Linked DNA regions of Homo sapiens: region 2 is linked to region 1. A link is a contact called in ENCODE POLR2A ChIA-PET data. All regions are on one chromosome and are shown on one strand. The core of a region is the stretch at or near the end of the contact, and the rest is flanking DNA. Distances in the headings are between cores, read along the strand shown. Region 1 holds the start of SARS1 (seryl-tRNA synthetase 1). Region 2 overlaps CD58 (CD58 molecule).

Evidence for each region. ChIA-PET counts read pairs that join two places held with the same protein, here RNA polymerase II (POLR2A).
Region 2: POLR2A ChIA-PET joins it to region 1 with 10 read pairs in activated B cell. The contact joins the enhancer-like site here to the promoter of SARS1 in region 1. POLR2A ChIA-PET finds 5 or more read pairs at or near these places in 2 of 52 experiments (HepG2 and activated B cell).

The regions. Positions count from the first base shown.
Region 1 is chr1:109,209,694-109,216,970 of GRCh38, forward strand. SARS1 (seryl-tRNA synthetase 1) reads left to right here and starts at 4,225. Exons shown (of 11, transcript NM_006513.4): 1 at 4,225-4,435. The coding sequence starts at 4,300. RefSeq lists a silencer at 4,019-4,238 and an enhancer at 4,289-4,648.
Region 2 is chr1:116,552,332-116,559,608 of GRCh38, forward strand. The region is part of intron 1 of CD58 (CD58 molecule); the gene reads right to left. It overlaps LOC105378925 (a long non-coding RNA gene), which reads left to right. Exons shown (of 3, transcript XR_947739.2): 3 at 1-7,277. Among named protein-coding and RNA genes, the nearest start is that of MIR548AC, 4.1 kb to the right of the region's middle. RefSeq lists enhancers at 4,253-4,502, 4,276-4,570, 6,247-6,296. Within about 2 kb of position 4,405, at least 19 of the 41 ENCODE cell types and tissues checked have a DNase peak (open chromatin) inside an H3K27ac peak, as active enhancers do.

The sequences.
Region 1 (7,277 bases), core at 2,975-5,474:
GAATTAGCCAGGTAAGAGGAACAGAGAAGGGAAAGGGAGTTCCAGGTAGAAGGAACTTGTGCAACCAAAGGCTCAGAGGGAAGGAAGGGAGCCACAAGAAGGTTGGAATGGGGAATACGAGGGGGAAATGTTAAGAGATAAAGAGGGCCAGGTGAGGTGGCTCATGCCTGTAAACCCTGCACTTTAAGAGGCCAAAGTGGGTGGATTGCTTGACCCCAAGAGTTCGAGACCAGCTTGGGCAACATGGCAGAACCCTGTATCTACCAAAACAAAAACAAATACAAACATTGCCTGGGGCATGGTGGCACACATCTGTAGTCTCAGCTACTCGGGAGGCTGAGGTGGGAGGATCCCCTGAAGCTGGAAATGTCGAGGCTGCAGTGAGCCATGGTTGTACCACTGTTTTCCAGCCTGGGCAACAGAGTGAGACTCAGTCTCACATACACACACACACACACACACACGAGATAAAGAGGGAACATGTTAGAGAAGCTGGTAGGGACAGATCATATATAGCGTTGCCAGCCATGTTTGGATTCCCCTGAGGGTAACAGGTATCCACAGAAGACTTCTAGCAAGGGAGTGACAGGACCGGACTTGTTCGGTGAACATTGAGAAACCCTACTCCAAATCCAAGACAGAGGAACACAAAGGGCTGCCACAGTGAGGCCTCAGAGAACCCTTCCGAGTTAGCCAGCTCCAAACTGGGAAAACTGAGGTAGGCAGCTTTTGTTGGGTGCCTCACACCCGCTTTTTTTGCTCCGTCTCTGCAGTTGCTCTTTTCCCCTAGGCTGCCCACTAGCTGCCCAGGATCCCCAAGGCAGTATCTTCACCCAGGACTCTGCTCGCTGACCTGCAACAAGCTCCCATCCTCTCAGCCTACTTCCTCGCAACCCACTCACTCAGGGAGGATGTAACAAGCACTTACCATGGGTAAGGCAGGGTGCTAGGTCCCGTGGGGAGAAAAATGCAAATACGCAATGGTCTCTGCCCTATAAGATCAGGCCCCATAGCATAGTCAGGGTCCTCACTGACCTGTTTTCTGCTAAGGATTGCTACTAAAAGGGCAAAGCCCAAACATTAGGCTATCTTAGGTATTTACCTGTGTCCTGGTTTTGATTCCATCACTTATCTTCTCTGGGGCTGTTTCCTTATATAGAAAATAAAAGGGTTAGCCTGGCTGGCTGTTTTCCAGTCAGGGCTTCTTGAGCACTTCAGTCCTCAGAGGCAGTGCCCAAGAGCATTCTTGGTAGTAAGGGTTAACAGAAATCACATATTCAAAGGTGGCAGGGCTTCACACCATCACTCCATAACGAAAGTTTTTATGTTGATTTGTTTTTGCGTTAGCTTCTGGCAGGAGTTACTTGGTGCAGTAACACTGCCTATTTCCTGCTGATCAGAATTTCTAGGTGGCAGCCATATAGATCTGATTAATAAAAAAGGCAAATTATTATTTTTTAAAAATCATGTTCATTAGACAAAAATATTTCAAAACATGAGGGACAAGGTGATGAAAAAATCAGGAATTATTAAGTTAACAGATAGCTGAAGCTCCCCTCCAACTCTAAAAATCCCACGATTCTAAGCTGATGAAGTATGCTATTATGTTAATTTATTATACTCATCAGGTAACATCAACTTTTTTTTTTTTTTTTTTGATACAGAGTCTCACTCTGTTACCCAGGCTGGAGTGCAGTGGCGTGATTTAAGCTCACTGCAACCTTCGCCTCCTGGGTTCAGGCAATTTTTGTACCTTAGCCTCCCAGGTAGCTGGGATTACAGGCATGTGCCACCACACCCAACTAATTTTTGTATTTTTAGTAGAGACGGGATTTTGTCATGTTGGCCAGGCTGGTCTCGAACTCCTGACCTCAGGTGATCCACCCACCTTGGCCTCCCAAAGTGTTAGGATTACAGGCATTAGCCACCGCGCCCGCCCATATGAACATTTTAAAGGGAGATGTTTGTAATCTAATGATAAGATCAATTGTAAAAATGCATGAATAAATTTGGAGAGATCAGAATTTCAAGATCACTTGTTGAATGACATTGATGACCTTCCTAAAGGGTTGACCCAGTGGCCCTCCTCCCCTAGGCCTGGGATCACTTCAGCCTCAGAAACACCTGCCACTGTTTTAGAAACTTAATTGGCAATACACTTTGGCGGTGCCTTCAATGACATGGAAGCAGGGAGCGCCCCCATCACAGACCTTGCCCTCAGAAGGTTTTAGGGAACCCAACACTTTGAGGAGAGTCTTCTTAGATGTTTTCCTCCAAGACTGCAGCTCCTCACCCTTCCTTTCCACTGGTTTTAAATCTAATACCATAGGCAGGTTGAACCAAGGAGAGCACACCCAGACAAGCCCCTTTCCTCTGCCTCCCTCAGGGTCTCTACTTAGCTCTATCATTGTTGTTAGACCTGACCTACACTTCAGGGTTGGCTTGGCAGAGGCTTTTTGGGGAGCAGGGATAGTGTAAGAGGCAAAAAAAAACAAAAAACAAAAAACAAAAACAAAAACCCACACTCAACACACAACATTTCTGTGACCAGATGCAGTGGTGAGGGGCCCTGGGGGGTAAGTTCCTCAGACACCAAGCGATTCTCCAGTGGACATTGGCTAAGCATTCTATAATTCAATTCGATTCTGATTCTGACACTAGCTACCTGGAGGTAGTGTCAGATTCCATGGGGTAAGGGCTTGATCCCACTAGACTGCTCCTCTTCAGATGCCAATTGCAAGTAGTAGATTTCACCTATACTTCTTAGCAGCTATAAACTGGGGCTCCCACTACCCCCTCCTTTGGTCTGATTAATTTGCTGAGAAGGCTCACAGACCTCAAGGAAACATTTACCAGTTTATTATAAAGGATAGTACAAAGGGTACAAATGAACAGCCAGATGAAGAGATGGATAGGGCAAGGTGTCAGGGGTGCAGAGCTTCCATAACCTTTCTGGGCAAGACACCCTCCTGGCATCTCCACATGTTCAACAACCCTGAAGCTCATCAACTCTTGTTGTTCGAGCGTTTATAGAGTTTGATGTCCAGCTCCTCCCCTCCCCCTTTCCTGGAGGTTGAAGGGTGGGGATGAAAGTTCCAATCCTCCAATCACTTGGTCTCTCTGGTGACTGGCCCCATCCTAAGGTTATCTAGGGCCCCCATCCTAAATCACCTCCTTATTATAAACTCAGGTGTTATCAAAGAGACCCATTACGTATAACCCAGGAAATTCAAGGGTTTTAGGGGCTGTGTCAGGAACCAGGGACAAAGCCCAAATATATTTCATATTATAAATAAATAATATGATAGTTAGCTATGTCACACCCTCATCTCAGGAGTCCATGACGGCGGTATAAGATCAAGAAGGTCTTAGCACATCTAGCTTCGAGAAGGCATTGGAAGTGAGGCTTTAAAGTTTCTGCAGAGTGGAAGGATTGGGGGTGGGGGTGGGGGAGGAGATCACCTGTTCCCAAATCCTTCAAATAATCTCTTGTTATCAGGGAGATTCTTTGATAACTTTGGCTTCACTCGGCAACTAGAATATTTCATTTAAAGGTCTGAACATTATAAAATCAAAGTATGATACAAACCGTTCTTCAAGACGCTTTCAAATTGACCCAAGACATGACCTCAACACCTTATACGGCGTTCAAATCTGCTTAATGTCCCTTTGGAAAAGTTTTCTCTCGTCTCTCTCTAAAAGACAACCGCACTTTCCCAAAGCTGTGCTCTTAAGAGTTGGTAAAGTGACAATTTGGTTTATCCAATAATCAGATTAATAAAGGTATACCATTTCTAAGGCACGAGAGCAGGAATCTTAAGCTGAGGTAGCCCTGGGACTAAATATGCCATCCTCTTGTATCAAGATGGAGAAGACGGCCGAGGTTCAGGGAAAGAGCCCAGTGGAAGAACCCAACCTAGTGAGAGGAAAACGGGCACCTGGTGAAGGCCCCGGCCTCTAAGCTAGGGATGAGGGGACAGGCCTCTGCCTAGCCTGAGACAGGAGTAGGAAACTGAGGCATTCACACTTTTATGTGGCGATCACAGTTCCTGCAGACTGTAGCAGAGCTGGGGAGCAGGAACCAGAGGTATAGTCCCACGCCCACCCACTCTCCCCTCCCCTCCCTCCGCGGCCCCGCCTCCAACCAGCCGCTTCCGGTCGCGGGGAGGGTCGCCTGCGGGCTCCAGCTGCGCCTGCGCAGGAAGGGCGGGTCAGCGCGCCGGCGCAGTGCGGCGGTCACAGGCTGAGTGCTGCGGCGCGATCCTTGCTTCCCTGAGCGTTGGCCCGGGAGGAAAGAAGATGGTGCTGGATCTGGATTTGTTTCGGGTGGATAAAGGAGGGGACCCAGCCCTCATCCGAGAGACGCAGGAGAAGCGCTTCAAGGACCCGGGACTAGTGGACCAGCTGGTGAAGGCAGACAGCGAGTGGCGACGATGTAAGTACCGGGACGGGCGGGTTACCTCCTTGATGCTAAACCCAATTTTCTCTCTCAAATCCAGCCACCGCTCCTGAGGCCACAGCTTCCACCCTTCGTCAGACCCCCTCCCAGGGTGCGGTGGCTCCGAGGTTCTCCCCATCCCCGAAAACACAGCCTGGTCGCCGGGGTCATCCCACTTTCTCCTCCACCCGGGCGGAGCGAGGTCCCTTCCACGCGTGCTCAGTGCCGTTCGCTGCCAGTGTGCGTACGCACGCGCATCGGGAGCTGTCAAGCCTTCCTGCCCCAGGGGTTGCCAGAACATGCCGGGGCGGGAGGTTGTGGGGTCTACGCGGCTTTCCTAACACGAATCTTTGGTCCCCCCCAGTCTTTTTCTCATCTTCAGCAAGGCCAGAGTGGTTTTCCTTTGTTTTGATAGGATCAAAGGCTTCTCCTGAGACTGCGTCACTTCTGCAACACAGTAGATTCATTCCTTCGGTATCGGAAGCATTTCGGGGCGTTGGAGGCCGCTCTTGGCCAAAATAAATGACCCTGAAGCTTTTCGGAAGGCCATCCCCCGACCTATGGGCATACCTTTAAGAATTAGAAAAGTCTTTTCCGTGGTAGATCAAACGCGAGGGGAGTGAGGAGGCGAGCAAAAGATTGTAATGACTGAAGCTGTTTAATTGTGATTTGTGGACGTTTTCCTTTAAAGACATTGGCAGAGTTGGGCTAGAACCTGGAACTGCCGGATCTTGGAGTCATATCGGGCATCTATCATGAAGCCGAATAAAACCATAGAACCATCTGCCCATAAATCTCTGCCTGTATTAACTGGAGTGGTCGCTGGTTGGGCGGATGCTGTCAAGTACTTGTGATTTGATTTGTCTGATGCAATAGGTCTGCAACCATCTGGGAGCTAGGTCGATGACAGTACACTGCAAAGGCAGCCACTATCCAAGAGTGTGATGGATTTCTATTAGGAAAATTGATTTTCTCCTGTTTATAAGGATCTTGGATGTCAAAAGAATATTTGTTTAACTTGAGTTTTGTGCTGATTCTATGTCTTAGGCCCTCTATTGTAGTAGTTTGTTTGATTGTGAGATTCCACACTTGACCTGAAGTTTCGAGTTGCAATGGAATTTAATTTTGCCACATTTTTTGTTTAGGATAAAACTAGCCTGAGCACTGTTCTACTGAATCTGAAGTCAGGAGTATCAGATTTTTGTGTCAGTCCAGCCCTTAGCCAGTGCTAAATGACTTTGAATGTGTTAGCTAGTCTTTTGGGTATAATGTCCACATCTGAGGGATTTGTCCCTTATCTGAAAAGTAGATAGGTGGTGAGTTCTTCAGGGACAAGGATTCAATTTTATTCATACAGTATATATGTGGATATACATATACACATTTATACATAAAATCCCAGTACCTAGCACTGTACCTGGTCCTTGGTAAGGCCTTGATAAAGGTTTGTTAGAGGCGTGAATATTTTCTGTCTTCAGGGCACTTTATATTCTTTATGAAAAGCAGTTTATGTAGTTTATGTTATTGTTTTAAAAAACTTAATCCTAAATGTGAAGTCATTTCTTTTCTTTGTTTTGTTTTGTTTTGTTTTTGAGACGGAGTCTCTCATTATCACCCAGATTGGAGTGCAGTGGCACCATCTCGGCTCACTGCAACCTCCATCTCCCGGTTTCAAGAGATTATCATGCCTCAGCCTCCAAGTAGCTGGGACTACAGGTGTGCACCACCACACCCAGCTAATTTTTTTTTTTAGTTGAGATGGGAGTTTCACCATGTTGGCCAGGCTGGTCTCTAACTCCTGACCTCAAGTGATCCGCCTGCCTCAGCCTCCCAAAGTGCTGGGATTACAGGTGTGAGCCACCATGCCTGGCCAATAGTTTATTTCCAATGCATCTATTAATTTGATTCTTTTCTATTTGACAACCCTTTCCAATATTCTCTTTGCATCCAAATGGAATTTATGTTTTTTCCCAAGTTCCCAACTGCCCAAGGTAGACACTGGCAGATTTATATCAAGGTTCTTTGACATCTTGAACTTCAGATCAGAGGATGGAGTTCTTCTCTCATTGCCTTGAGCAAGGGCTTATAACCAGAGCCACATTAAGAACTCAGATCATGCTCCCTAATTGAGGACACATAGCAAGCTTCACCAAGCCCTCCACTACAACTATACCAATTTGTCTTCCTGTAGACTTACAAGGTACCACTAGGGTTCCTTTGGAGAACTCAGGAGTCCAGTATAACTTGGAGTGATAATACCACATTGGAACTCACAACTCTTCTAACTCCAGGGATTTGAATGTGATTTCTTCTTTTTAATTCAGAGTAGCGTAATGATCCTACACTTGGGCATATTTGTCTTGGCCCCACTCCCAAAGCAAATAGATTTCCATGTAACTGGAAATCTGCTGCAAACCCCAAGAATTTTATCCTCCCTCAAAAAGTGCTATCCTGAGTGGTTTTTTTTTTCTTTTTACTGTACATTGAAAATTGAAGTTGTTGTTTCCTTTTTTTTTAATTTGAGACAAGGTCTCACTGTGTCACCCAGGCATGATCACAGCTCACTGCAGCCTCAATCTCCCCAGGCTCAGATGATCCTCCTGCCTTAGACTTCTGACTAGCTGAGACTACAGGCGCAATGCCACCATGCCTGGCTAATGTGTGTATTTTTTGTAGAGATGGAGTTTCGTCATGTTGCCTAGGCTGGCCTCAAACTCCTGGCCTCAAGCGATCCTCCCACCTCGGCCTCCCAAAGTGTTGGGATTACAGGCATGAGTCACCATGCCCAGGCTAAAGCTGTTATTTCCTCATAACCTTTACTGCACATGTTTTAAAACAG
Region 2 (7,277 bases), core at 3,155-5,654, 7.3 Mb after region 1:
CAGTAACATCAAAGATCACTGATCACAGATCACCATAACAGATATGATAATGAAAAAGCGTTAAATATTGTGGGAATTACTAAAATGTAACAGAGAGACAAAACATAAAGTTAGGCACTGATGGACTTGCTTAAAGCTGGGTTGTCACGAACCTTCAATTTGTAAAAAGCACATTATCTGTGAAGTGCAATAAAGTGAAATGCAATAAAAGGAGGTGTGCCTGAGGGATTTACCATTCTTTAATAAAAATGGTCTTATGCACACTTCTCTACATCCCGCCTTTCCATTAATATGTCATAAAATCTCCTTGAAATCAACTGGTATAGCTATACTTTATTCTTTTTAATAACTACATAATATTCCAGAGCATGAGGGAACCATAATTAATCTGCCATCCACCACTGATGAACACTCCTTTTGTGGCTAGCTTTGTCTATTGCAGTTACACCGCAATAACTATCCTGTACATATGTCCTGATGTATTTATGGTTTCATATTTATGTGGGAGTAGAGTGGAGCTGGGAGTTGCTACATCAAAAGGTAAATAGATTTTTTTTATTTTAATAGAAGTTGCTGCATTGTTTACAAAAAAGACTTTGGCAATTTACATCTCCATCAGTAATGCCTGAGTTGCCCTTTCCTTGGACTCCTGACAGCATTAGGTAATTTTTTTTTTATGTTTAATTTTTGGGCAAATAGTGACATTTCATTGATACTTGAATTTGCATTTTCCCAACCTTTAAAAATTTAAGCATCTCTTCTGCTTGTTGATTTGGATTTCTTTTTCTGAGAAATGTCTTTTCACATCCTCTTTTTTTGTATTAGATTGTTTGTTTTTTTCTTCTCAAAGTTTAAAGGCTCCTTATATGTTATATATTTTTATCTGTATTATAGTTTTTTTTCAAATACAGCCTTTGCCTATTGAATTTACTAAATGAATATCTTCCATACAAAGTTTCTATATTTTTACATAATGAAAGTGTTTATCTTTTCTGGCTATGGTGTGGAAGACTGATGGGAGGGGTAAGACTAGATAGCAAGAGATCCATCAGACAGCAATTTCAGACTGGTCAAGAGGCAGCATTGTGCTAGGCAAAGTGGTTCAAGAGACATTAGGGAGGTAAAACTGGGAGAACTAGATGATTGACAGCATATGGGGTAAAGGAGGAGGAGAGGAGGTGCCAGGAGGGCCAGGATGAATCACAGCTCTTACTTCCTCCTAGGTGGGTTGTGGTGTCTTTCCCTAAGAAAGGAAACACAGCAGGAAGACTAAGACTGGCCTGGAACATCATGCTTTCAGTTTGACACTGTTCAGTGTGAGGGGTCTGTGAGACATCCAAGCAAAGATGCCCAGTAGCTGCTAAGTACACAGGTCTGGGACTCACAGGAAAGGATACAGATTTGGGAGTCATCACATTTCTAGTGGCTCCAATGGAGGCCATTAGGACCATCACCTTGGGAGAGCGTATGAAGTGGGAAAAGGCAGCTTGGACCTGTGCTTTAAAGCTTGGCTAGAGGGGAAAACACTGGCTAAGGAGACTGAGAGAGACCTGGGAAGTAGAAGAAAGGCCAGGAGGGGGATGGCATCATAACTCCAAGACAAGAGTCAACATGTGGAGACTTGACTGAATAAAAGGCACTAGTGATATTACTCAGATAGTAGGAAAAAGATGGAAGAAAATTCAAATGTAAGCAGAATTAAACACACATACAAAAACACATGCATACAATTTATTTTTGCTTATGCTCTAAAAGAACCTGTAGTTTCACTGAATACTGGGATCTGGGTGATATTTATTCAGGATGTTAACAAATAAAACAATAGTATAACCTACATAAAGAGATATGCATAATGATATTCATTTTAAAGTTATCTATACTAGTAAATAATAATCTAGTCTAATAGTTAAACAATTTAGTATTATGCCATGGCTTACTATGTGGTTATTTTAAAAAAGGAAACAGGATATTCTCCTTTTATTATTGGGAATTTGGAAAATTTCTTAATATTAAAAATAAAAAGTTATAGAAATATATATGCAGAATATTCCTCTTTTTAAAAACAATAAAGAGGCCAGATGTGGTGGCTCATGCCTACAATTCTAGCACTTTGGTAGGCCAAAGTGGAAGGATCACTTGAGCCCAGGAGTTTGATACCAGCCTGGGCAATGTAGTGAGACCCTGTCTCTACCAAAAAATATATATATATTTTAACTATAAAAAGACATGAATACATGTGTACATGCATTCTCACTTGCTCTTTTTTTAGACTGGAAAGAGACACCCTAAATGATTAACAGTGGTTGTTTTTAAAGTAACCACGGTTACTTTAGAGATTGTGGTGATGGTGAGATTTCAATTTATTACTTATTACTTAATACAGGTCACATTGAAAAATATGTTACTTTTGAAGACAAATATCCTATTACTATTATAATATTAAAACTATGTAAATTTTTTTTAAATAGAATTATTCAACCAAGAGGAGGAGTTGTTAAGAACTGTCTCTAAAACTAATATCTACCTCTACTTTGTGTGCATGGGTATATCTATTATTTCCTTCCTACAGTAAAGTCTTTTCTGTTGCACTTCCAAGGCCAACACTAAAGTAAGTTGCTAAGATAATTTCTAATGAACAAAAGAACAATAGAAGAAAGGGGAGTGAGTTTTTTCTCAAAGGTCACAAACCATGGATGAACGAATGAATGAATGAATGAATGAATACACAAATAGGAGCAAAGGAATGGTGTCAACAGTGAGTTTGTTGCTTTGCTGATACCACTGAGTGGTCAGAAAAGGGACTGTAGGGACGCTAATAACCATGCCAGAGTGCAGAACAGAGAGTGCCCAGATTTTGAAGCCAGCAAGGCCCAGGGTGAACTCCCAAAGGCCTCCCCACACTAGATCTCCTCAGCTGTGAAGTAGAAATCATAATGCCCACCATAAAAGATTGTTTTCAGGTTTGAATAAAATTGAGAGTCTTTTTACACTGGTTGACATGGAATAGGCTTTCAAAGGTTTTCTCTCTTTTTCTTTTAATGAGTTAGGTCAACATCAAGGTATTCACACTGTCTGAATTAACTGGGTGAGAACTGGGCATGGGGTGAGTTTTTGCTGTTTAAAAGCAAAGAGAGATGGAGGGAGGGAAAAAATTTTATCAGTGATCGCCTAAAAAGATTTTCTATGCTAGCCAGATAATTTTTGAAGGTTTTTTTGTTTTGAAGAATTTTGAATTTTTTTTAAATAAAGATATGAGGGTACCTAATACCTAATCAGCACTACATGTATAGAGTGATCACATATCTAAAAACAGGTCTGATCTCAAATATTCTGTTGCAGTGTTTCTACAAAACATCAACACCTCAATTTTAATAGTTCTTTTTGTATGGCCTGAAGTTGTAACTGGAACCCAAGTTTTATAGATGAAGTATCCTGATTTCTTATTTAGAAAATCTGGTCACCGTTAACTATGGGTTAATGAAAAGGAACTCTCAACCCCCAGCACAAATTCCTCTGCAAATTATTACTCAGGGCCTGAGATTCAGATTGACTGGTACTTTTTTTTTTTACTTAATCTAACACTTGTATGGCCCTGGCTCTGTGCCAGGCACTGTTGCAAGGGCTCTATAAATAGGTACTCACCACTGGGAGCAGTGGCTCATGCCTGTAATCCCAGCACTTTGGGAGGCCAAGGCAGGTGGATCACTTGAGGTCAGGAGTTCCAGACCAGCCTGGCCAACATGGTGAAACCCCGTCTCTACTAAAAATACAAAATTAGCTGGGCGTGGTGGCACTCGCCTGTAATCCCAGTTACATGGGAGGCTGAGGCAGGAGAATCGCTTGAACCCGGGAGGTGGAGGTTGCAGTGGCCAAGACTGTGCCACTGCACTCCAGCCTGGGTGACAGAGCAAGACTCCATCTCAGAAAAAAAAAAAAAAAAAAAAAAAAAATCAGAATCCTAAAAACATATTAAGAAGGTTTTATTTCTAACCTTATTATTTTGCAGGTGAGGAAACTGAGGCACAACAATGTTAAGTAATGAAGCCAGATTTGAACCTGGACAATCTGACTGCAGAATCAGTGCTCTTAACCATTGTTTCTTATTTAGCTTGCTACATGGCATAAGGCTCTTAAAGATAGTGACATGATGCAGGGTTTCTCAGGATACAATCTATAGACAGCATTGGAACAGCAGATGTTGCAAATGAGAAAGTCAAACTGAGTTAAGCACACCTCCAAACCTACAGGTGAGGCACTAAGCTCTGTGGTTTCCAAATCATCGAATGCTAGAGCTGAAGAGGGCCTCAGAGAGCAAGACTCCAGTCAAGGAAGAAAAAGCCAGACCAGAAACAATAAAAAGAAAACGAGCAAACAAAGGAGTCACAAAGAAACAGAACTGTGGCAAATGACGCATTAGACGAAGACCAGCAATTCCACCCACAGAGGAGATACCAGCGGGCCAAGTGTGAGTCAGAAGGGACTGGTGAGGACTTGCGCACCAGTGAGCCTACAGGGAGGGGCCTGCCATGTGGAAACAGGAGCTGTGCCTCAGCTCCTGCCATGTGGAAACAGAGGCCCACCATTGCCAGGTTCCCAATTTTTCAAAAAAAGCCAGATATTCACATTTTGTGTGAAAATTCCTGTTCTTGAAAGTTGGCAACTAATTCAAATCTGAGCTTAGGGGTAACCCCAGCCAGGCTAGCCCTATCAGGACAAGGACAAAGGTGTTCCTGTTTTTGGCTGTATCCCCATATGTCTGGCATATGGACTTTCAATAAATATCTGTTGAATGAATTAACTAAAATGATTAAAATACAACTTAAATGTAGTTCAAAAGATAAGGCTTCCTGACAGAATAGCAAAATTTGACAGTCACCCCAAACCCTGGGCTTTGTGAAATCCCAAATTGCTGTGGAACCTGGCTGAAGAAGGAGGACTTCGTAAGGAGAGATGGAGAAAGAAGTTTAACTGGAGCTTAAAAATAAAATGGCTCAGGAGCCCTCATATACAACCAAAACAGACTCAGTTTTTCAGCCCCACTTTCTGCCTCATCACCAAAGCAAGATGGGAGGACCTGCGGGCTCCACCTTCCCAACTCCACAGCTGTCCCTTTTGAGATGTTCCCTCTCAAGTTTAAGTAGATTTTACCAACTAAGTGTTATAGGATGCAGGGCACCACACCAGATAAACTTGTACCCACTCATGGATGTCAGCCCCAATCAAACTTAACAGCCTCGCTATGGTTTGAGGAGGTTCACTGATGTCATTTCTTTCTTTTCTTTCTTTTTATTTTTCTCTTTCTTTCCCTCTCTCTCTCCCTCCTTCCCTCCCCTTCCTTCCTTCCTTCCTTTTTCTTTTTGGAGACAGGGTCTCATTCTGTCACCCAGGTTGGTGTGCAGTGGTGCAATCGTGGCTCACTGTAGCTTCAACCTCCTGGGCTCAAGTGATCCTTCTGCCTCAGCCTCCCAAGTAGCTAGAACTACAGTTGCATGCCACCACGCCCAGCTAATTTTTATATTTTTTGTAGAAACAAGGTCTCACTATGTTGCTCAGGCTGATCTCAAACTCGTGGGCTCAAGTGATCCTCCTCCCTGGGCCTTCTGAAGTGCTGAGATTACAAGCATGAGCCACCATGCCCAGCCAATGCCATACCTTAGAGACAAGCTAATCACTCTTCCGGGATTTGAAGGAAAGGGTTTTCTTGAGTTTGTTCTTAGAAATAAACAATGTAATTTTAAGATACTTCTCTCTCTCTCTCTAAAATATTTTAAGGCTCACACTGCCTGCAGATTTTAGCAGGTAAAGTAAAAGTTCATTTGACCAAAAAAAAAAAAAAAAGAAAGAAAAAAGAAAAATTCCCTTAAAAGTTTCAGTACCTGAATATATGAATATTGGTATTTCCCTCTGAATATAAGACATCATAATGGTGATTCATTTAAAGCCTCGTGCAAGCCCAGAGATAGCAGGGTCTTGGGGCATTTTTGCTCCCAAGTGAGCAGATGGATTTCTCATCTGGATATGGGTCACTGAGCACAGCCTTGTCCCTCTCACTTCTCTGCGTTTGGTCTTCACATCACGGCACATTTTCAGTTGATGCCTACTTGCAGTATCAGGATGTGTGGCAATCTGGGAAGCAACATCTCTATCTACACACCCATATATGCATTTATAGTATTGAGGAGCGGCCAATCTCCTAAAATGTCTAGGCTAGTAATTGTATCAAATAACCTGTCCTATTAAGGCCATAAATATTCTCATATTAGTCAGTCCCAATTTTGGGGGTAGAAAATGTGCTTACCAGGCATGGAGATAATAAAGAGGAGTAGCACTGTTTGTTTTAACTCAATCAAGTTTCATACAGTTGTGACTCTTGCCTAGCTCTTAGCAAGTCCAATCCAAGGAGCCCTAGGCCAGCTCAGCCTCAGTAATAATATTTAACAGTAGCAGCAGCACGAAGATTCACTGCAGGCTTACTATGTGACAAGCACTTGTTCCAAGAGCTGTTTGTGTATTAACTCATTTAATCCTCAACTCAACTCTGAGGTAGTTCTTATTATTCATTTATTTGTTCATCAAATGTTCATGGAGTCCTGCCTATGTGCCAGACACTGAAATAAGCAGGCAGGATATAGCAATGAACAAAACAGACAAAATCCCAGCCCTCTTGGAGTCTATTTTTCAGTGGAGGGAAGAACATAATAAATGAAAAAGTAAATATCTTTTATTTGGATGATGTTGGATGATGTTAAGTGCTATAGAGAAAAATAAAGCAGAGTGTGGGGGCTGAGGAGTACTGGTAAGGAAAGGAGTTGGATGGCATGGGGGGCAGTCATAAGTTGGCATCTGAGCAGAGTCCAGAAAAGCAGGGGAGCGAGCCTAAGAACATCTGGGGTGAGAGTGAGAAAGGAGTTATTTCTTGAGAACACGCCTATCAAAGTAAGGTGGTTTGCTCCGCTGGACACTTGGTTGATAGAGAAGGTCAAAGATTCCGAAGCACCAGGCTACAGATGAAGAAATGGACTGAGAGGGTCAGCTGACTGCATTCACTCAGCTAGCAAGGGGCAGAGCTGGTGTCCAGACACAGGCAGTCGGCCCCAGAGCCTGCACTGTTGGCCAGAACATCAGATGCCTTGGTTGGGGCCATTCCTCTTTTTTCCTGATCGATTCCACCCTTAGCCGGTCCCAGTTAGTGACTTCTCTTATTTCCTTAAGACAGAGATTTACTGATTTCAGCCACACCACCACCAGTTTCCCTGCCCTCATCTACTTCATACTGA